Regions from separate parts of the Mus musculus genome. Here all the other regions are linked to region 3. A link is a loop called in an ENCODE intact Hi-C map of the cell type or tissue named here. Cell type or tissue: heart. All regions are shown on one strand. Region 1 overlaps Slx4ip (SLX4 interacting protein). Region 2 overlaps Slx4ip (SLX4 interacting protein). Region 3 overlaps Jag1 (jagged 1).

Region 1 (2,500 bases), 89 kb after region 3:
AAAACTGACACCAAATGAGTAATAAATCCTAGATCAATTCCCAACAACTCTGAAGCACTCTCAGAGTTCTTCAGGTCACCTCAAACCTGTTTCACTTGTTTCTCAGACATCACAGGTTGGTCTTTTAAATGCTTCATAATTACAACATAAACCAGGTTTTTGGCTGCTCTTTAGAGCAGCCATAGTGAGTTCCTTTCCTGCAAACACCCCTTAAATAGTATATAAAAAACCCTTGGTTTGACACATACACAGAAATTTCTACATAAAATACAAATACCAGTCTTCTCTCTCTTGATTTTTATTGTAACTAAAAGATGCATTTCTTTGTGGGATATAAAGATATCCATTTGCAGCTGAATGCCTTGGCACTGTTGACAGAACACAAAGGCAGCCTTGCCTCATACTGTCGCTCTAGCAATTAAATAATTTCTGCTTCACATGGAGGGTTCAACTATGACTGAGCTAGAAAATATGTGGAAGACACACAAGGCAACAGGGATTGCTAAAATTTGGCCATAAATACCCTATAAGGCTAGGACTAAAAATAGTAAGACAAAAATAGAGGCCATACACATGAAGCGTCTCACTATAGTACAGGCGTTCCTTCTGGGAAGCTGGTTTTAGGAATTAAAGACAGCAATGGGCAGAGTGGGAAAAGTCCCTAAGAACTGATGGTGCCAGACATGGTGAAGCAAATAGAGTTGTACAGGAGAAAACAGCCAGAGAAATCTGAGAGGTCGGCGAGAGGACGCAGGAAAACTCCATGACTGGGAGATAGACACTGCCTCTCAGGGCTAATGGGGCTTGTGCTAATAACTTCTGCAAGTTTACAGATGGGACCATTTCGGTTTGCCTCTTGAGTGCAAAGACTTCTTGAACTGGACTCAAATAAAACGTATGTTTAATATATTAACCCAGTCCTCTTTTCATACAAAGAATGCAATCAAAAAGGTTGTTTATGAAACTTCAATCATAAGGTGATCTAAAGGCTAAAACCAACAAAGCACTGACTGAACAATGTAAAGCAGTAACCTTTCTTTAACTCTCCTTTTAAAGCATGCACATAAAGTATTTCAGACTAGCTCTAATGTCAATGACGATGTATTTTGAAGAAACAGCCTAAAACAGAGATAGCGAAATATTGACTTTACTTTGAGAGGAATGCTCAACTTATTAGAATAAGCAGACCTCTTGCAGTAACCACCAAAGCACCTCTCTGCAGGTCCCACCATGCACCTCTGCTAAGTCATGCCTAACTGTTCTAGAGTAGGCACTAGTTGGAAGAGCACAGCACCTTGTGGCCCCTTGACAAGAAATCTCACCTCATGCTTTGCAGGGCATCTATCCAGAGCATTCCATATCAACTACTTCTTGATCAAAACTGCCTAAATACCAACACTAAAGGTCTACAGCTGAAGTAGTCAAACTGTGAAAGAGCATGGGAAAGTTGGAGTCTGGAATTAGAGATTTTAGAAGCTATCAGAAGCTACTGGGGTGAGGTCCCTTATGTGAAATATTAGGCACTTTGTTATAGTGAACTCACTAATTTGAATCATATAGACATGTGTAAGTGATCTAAAATCTGAGATTGAAGAAGGTAAATGGTGGAGAAAGATTCTGACCTGCTAAATAGAGAGTTTTCAAGAGGACAGCCCATAATCAACTTCCTTAGTGATAAAACAACCATACCAGTTCTTGTTTCCTCTTCTCAGCATTGGGTCACTGAGTATCCTTGCAAAATAATGACCACAAAGTACTACTGGTATTTCTATTTGATGGAAAATGTATTTTTAAAACTAATTTGTGGGTGGATAGATTAGTCTTAGTGAACTGAACTCACAAATACCATTCTCCATCCAACCGTTATTAGTCTTGTTATCATTCAATATTAGTACAACTGACTATTATTCACTTCTCGAAGAGTCATGGCAGCAGATAAATACTATGAAGGAAAAAAGGACCAGCATATTTTGAAAGTTTTAAAATTATATCTACTCATTTATTTCTGGTGTATATTAGTGTAGTTGTGTGGGCACATACAAGCTGTAGTGTATACGTGCAGGTCAGAACTAACATCTTGCAGGAGTTAGTTCTTTCGTTCTACCTTGTGTATCCTGGGGATACACATACTGTTGGGCAGTATGCACCTTTATACTCACAGAGCAATATAGCTAGTCTGTTTTGAAACTTTTGAACAGGGTATGCCTCACTATCTGTCCCTGATCTCTATAGAAGGAAAGAAATAATGTTTCTACACTATAGGAGCTCACAGAAGTATTGAAATCATAGGAGACTAAAGCCTTATCTGGTCAAACTCTCATTTTAAGAGGAAACTGAAGCTCCCAGGAAGGTCAAATATCATAGAATGAATTCTTAAAGTCAAGAGGTAGAAAGATAGTTAGAAACCCTAGAATAACTGTTGACTCCTCAGTAACTTAACTTTTTAAGGTTTTGACTTTGATGTGTGTGTGTGTGTGTGGTGTGTGTGTGTGTGTGTGTG
Region 2 (2,500 bases), 78 kb after region 3:
AAGTGGTGAGCACCATCTCCCCCACATTTGAGAAAGCAAAGCATCTTGAGTTGTCATTGCTGCTTTAGCACTTTTACAAAATGTCTAAAAGTTTAAGTTTTACAAATTGCCCATTCTTGGAAAAATAATCTCTGCTGATGCCACAGTATATTCACGAGAGGGCTTGCAGGCACTTGTTTGCATTATTGTCCTTTTTAAGGTTTTTTTTTTTTTTTTGCATGTGGATGAAAGCTTAGAAAATGTTTTGACTGAGTACATTATGGGGAGAAATATAAATAATAACCAAAGCTATTTAAACACATGTGTAAAAAGAAAACATATGCTTCCAACTAAGTTCTATGACAGACTAGGGAAATCCATTTCAATTCTTAAGTGGCTGTGAACAAAAACAATGTGTAAAAACTATGAATATTTAACAGAACAGGTAACTGAGCATATGCTGTGCTGGCTTACTATTCAGAAAACCACACAACTGACTATTTCTTCCTTTTTTCAGTTCTTCCCTTCTGTACCTTGAGAGTCAGAAACTGCCTATACACCCTCTGTCTGTGACTAGAGTATAGTACCATTCCTCCTGTGGGTGTGCACTCAGAGCTCTGCCGTAGAAGCTGACTCACATAAGGAATGATGAGAAATAGCGTATCTATCAAGGCCCTATGTTTGTTGAGATTTAGCAGTCACTGGACATATAGTCTTTTTTTTTTTTTTTAGAAAAATAGTGAAAATTAAGAGATGCAGCAGCTGCAGGGGATCATATAGGTGGTGTGCTGCAGCTGATTTGCAGTCTGTCCTGAAGATGCCGGGTTTGGGCTGAGGAAGGACTGGGCTCAGGGGAAACATGCTTCACTTCCAAAATTTATTTTAATTAGGAAATGGCTCTGTTTCCAATAGTCTAGGAAAATAAATACAAAACAAAATTCTACATGTACACATTTTTCACTCACAGGGACATCAGGGAGCAGAGCTCACAACAAGCCTGTGTCTGAAGAGCAAGGAGAAAGCTTTCTTTGGCAGGATCTCGTGTTGCATCAGGCACTAAGGGAAGGGAGGGAACATTTCTCAGACAGAGGGAAGAATAGGAAGAACTTGCTTGTTTTGGCCATGCTTGCCTTTTTCTTTTCTTGTGTGAACACCCATGGATTTTCTAACACGATGGCGATGTGCCCCATCCCCAAAGGCTGGAAAGGAGGAGGTGGGGAGGAAGCCTTGTACTCCTGCCTTGGCCATTCACACACCACACCTGGATGCCACAAAAGGATGAGCAGACAGACGCATGTGCACTTTGGCTGGAGACCTCAGCTAAGACTTCAGAGAAATATTCAACTGAAAAGCATAGTCATAGGGGAAAAAAACCCTTCAGACAGAAACCACAGAACTCAGGGAAATTTAATTTATCTTATGACATTTTCTAAAGGGCTGGGTTTCTTAGATGTTAACTAAAAGAAAAGGTTATATAGAATAGAGTAATAAGCAATAAAAAAAAATCCTACTGCTCCACACACATAAATGGACTGTTATCTATATAGCCAATTTATTGCAACAGATACTTTGGATTAGAAGATGGGCTATTTGGGTGTCTATTTTCTGTCTCAAGATGAGAGATGGGAGATATAAAGTTTAAAACAAAGATGCATATATTAATTCAAGCAGAACACTGATCCTGTACCTGGGTAATTTAAAAAGAACTATGCCTTAATAACAAGAGGGAATTTTTATTAAGAGAAAGGACAAGCAGACATGACTCTCCTTAAAGGAAACACAAGACAGCCTGTCATTAGACAGCTGTCCATCACATAGCTACTGGCATTTCACAGCTACATGACCTTTGGACAAGTTACACAACTCCAAGCCTGTTCTCAGCTTCGGGGAAAGAGTCAGGGATGATGTCTGCAGGCTGTAGTTATAGCTTAGCAGTGGGGCACTTGTGTAGTTGTAGAAAGCCTAGTTTTAATCCCCACCAATGGGAAGAAAAAGTGGCTAGAAATGCCCATTTCAGACACAACCGTGCTGGTGTCTGACCGGCTAACACTCAGTAATAGGCACTAAAAGGCAGATGCTAAAGGACTGCCAGAGGGGATGGGTAAGAGGAAAGCATTTTCTCTCCCTCTGTGCTAGGTGATTTTCCTACCCTGGAATCTTATACAGGGCAGGGTGTGGTTTTGGAAAATGAAAGGCTACTTCATGACTTGTAACTCACAGACCACCTCCACCTCTGCTGTGATGGAAGCAGACCAAAGGAAAGTCAAGAAGCAGGTGACCAATGAATAGCAACAATTCCTCTGCTTTTTCCAACACTTGTGTTCCTCCCCAGTATCTGACTGTACCAGGGCCCAGTCCTAAAATAGTGAGAGTTTTCCCACAGAAGTGGAAGCAGCATGGATAAAAGCTGAGAGGTGAGAATGCATTGTAATCTGGGGACTATAGCTTAGTTACAGTACAATGACAAACTGGTGATTAGTCAGGGGAACTCTTCAGGTGTGTTGGTCTAGGTCACTGGGGT
Region 3 (2,500 bases):
TTTCTTGTTCTCATTGCATTGGACAGACATCGATGACTGTTCTCCAAATAACTGTTCCCATGGGGGCACCTGCCAGGATCTGGTGAATGGATTCAAGTGTGTGTGCCCGCCCCAGTGGACTGGCAAGACTTGTCAGTTAGGTAAGGAAACTCTCGTGACTGTAATTCTTTGCCAAGGTTGGCTGTGCTCCTCAGAGCTGTGAGGAGGGACGAGCATGTGGCCAGCAGTGTGTGCGTATCTGTATCCCATCATACGAAGTAATTTATTATCAGGGTCTAACGAGCCTGGGAGAAATACCTTGCATGCAAATGGCCTAGGGTTTTTAGGTCCTGTGGGAAAGCCCTGGGATTCCTTGAACCATGTCAATTGTCCCAGGAGTGTTCAGCTGGGTTCTAAACAGGGATGACCTCGTGAGGAACGAGCTGTCTGCATTCTTTTTGCCACATTTAAAGCCCAGCAACTGGATTGTGCTGGGTTTTGCACACAAGTGCCTGGTGGCTTGCTGTTTGTCAGCCAGCAGCCCAAAAGAAAGTTATCAATTAGCAACCCTTGATGGATAAAGGCTGGGAGAGGGTTCCAACGCTCCAAATAGAAGACACCTCCTATTTCTTATTTAGCTAGCTTGTTAAAATGTCTCATATTTCAGACCAGCACTATGGTGTTTTCATTTCAAGGGGACAGCAGTGGGGTGGGGGCAGTCCCCCATTTGTCACTGTTCATCCTTGCTGCTTTTCAGATGCAAATGAGTGCGAGGCCAAACCTTGTGTAAATGCCAGATCCTGTAAGAATCTGATTGCCAGCTACTACTGTGATTGCCTTCCTGGCTGGATGGGTCAGAACTGTGACATAAGTGAGTGACTTTGTTTTGATTTTCATGAAACTTGGGTGACAAGTCTTTTTTCCATTCATCCCCCTCCAACCCCTGCTCGGGTTCTGGGACTCTTTTCCCCTTACTTTGTGATGTTAAGGACGGAACCCACAGCTTCTTGATATAAGCTGTTTAAGCACCTTCCAGCTGAATAGAAGGAAAAACCTTATTAGGGGGAGGGGAAGGGAATGTTTTTGGAGAGGGAGGGGCCAGGCTAAAGCAGTAAGGAAAACATACAATTTATCAGGCTTGTTAGTTGCTAAAATTGGGCATATTCTGATAAGGTGATGAGAACAATGAGGTGAAGTTTCACTCCCTCGTCTGGGAGGATTAGGGAGGGTCCCCACCCTGTGGCATAGCCTTATCTCACCGGAAGCACAGGGAAATCTGATTGAAACTTTTATCAGTCTTGTACTTTTCAGGTGAACCCGAATTCAATGTCACGTGCCTCCTTAATGTGACGGCTTGTTTATTTTTTTCAGATATCAATGACTGCCTTGGCCAGTGTCAGAATGACGCCTCCTGTCGGGTACGTAAGTCATTGCTTGAACAGAAACCTTGTCATTGCTTGAACAGAAACCTTGCTTGACACATGACAACAATCTTTTAAGATTTATGTGACACGGGAGAGTCTTGCTCCTATGGGATTTAAAATGCTGGTGAGAAGCTGAGTCCCTCACCAACCCTAGCTTGTCAGGAGCCTCTTAAAGGCAGGCATTCGGAACCGCTAGTCTGGGCCCAGGCTTAGCACGAGGCCATTTCAGTGAATGGCCTGAACCACAGCAGTCTTGTCAAATCCCTGACGACGTCCTGGGTTCGTGGATACATAGATAAATATGTATGTGTTTCTCCCCCTTCTCTTCTCCCAGGATTTGGTTAATGGTTATCGCTGTATCTGTCCACCTGGCTATGCAGGCGATCACTGTGAGAGAGACATCGATGAGTGTGCTAGCAACCCCTGCTTGAATGGGGGTCACTGTCAGAATGAAATCAACAGATTCCAGTGTCTCTGTCCCACTGGTTTCTCTGGAAACCTCTGTCAGGTGAGCGGAGGCAAAAACTTCAGGTCACCAAGCTTTAGTGTTGAACCCTATTCTCCATCACCATTCTTTCCCCTCCTTGCCCCACTCTAGTTGTTTAGACCCCTGACACCAACTAGCACCCCACTGACTGGAGGATGTCTGCTAGACAAATGCTGTAGAAGGCAGAGTTGAATGATTTCTTATTGATTACTGTGGCCTGTTTGCTTGGCTGAGTGTCATCCCATAGCCCTGTTTTCTATGCTGTCACCGTGCCCTGGGCTTTAATGCTTTCCTGGGACCTGACGACCTTAAGGGTTACATGGGTGTATTCTGTATAGGGGGTCTCCTTGTGGAAGGGGTTGGAGCAATCAATTGTTTACTGCCCAGAGAAGTGATGATGACGCCTTTGTTTTCCTTTGATCTGCTCCTTCCCACTCTTGCCATATGGCAGCTGGACATCGATTACTGCGAGCCCAACCCTTGCCAGAATGGCGCCCAGTGCTACAATCGTGCCAGTGACTATTTCTGCAAGTGCCCCGAGGACTATGAGGGCAAGAACTGCTCACACCTGAAAGACCACTGCCGTACCACCACCTGCGAAGGTATCTCC

Evidence for each region. A loop is a pair of places that touch in the nucleus more often than their neighbours do. Peaks named below come from ENCODE experiments on the same cell type or tissue, not always from the same donor. Only the 100,000 strongest peaks of a DNase experiment are listed, where the experiment ranks them.
Region 1: it touches region 3 in a loop (2.2-fold over the local background); 4 of 42 quality-filtered maps call a loop at or near these places.
Region 2: it touches region 3 in a loop (2.0-fold over the local background); 3 of 42 quality-filtered maps call a loop at or near these places.

The regions. Positions count from the first base shown.
Region 1 is chr2:137,001,430-137,003,929 of GRCm38, reverse strand. The region is part of intron 3 of Slx4ip (SLX4 interacting protein); the gene reads right to left. Among named protein-coding and RNA genes, the nearest start is that of Slx4ip, 110 kb to the right of the region's middle. In heart, no CTCF peak of the experiment used is centred here; no DNase peak of the experiment used is centred here; H3K27ac peaks cover 539 bases.
Region 2 is chr2:137,012,687-137,015,186 of GRCm38, reverse strand. All of the region lies in intron 4 of Slx4ip (SLX4 interacting protein), which reads right to left. Among named protein-coding and RNA genes, the nearest start is that of Jag1, 100 kb to the left of the region's middle. In heart, no CTCF peak of the experiment used is centred here; a DNase peak (open chromatin) is centred at 1,166.
Region 3 is chr2:137,090,847-137,093,346 of GRCm38, reverse strand. Jag1 (jagged 1) reads left to right here. Exons shown (of 26, transcript NM_013822.5): 9 at 27-140; 10 at 737-850; 11 at 1,351-1,397; 12 at 1,738-1,911; 13 at 2,342-2,492. Among named protein-coding and RNA genes, the nearest start is that of Jag1, 24 kb to the left of the region's middle. In heart, a CTCF peak has its summit at 1,382; no DNase peak of the experiment used is centred here.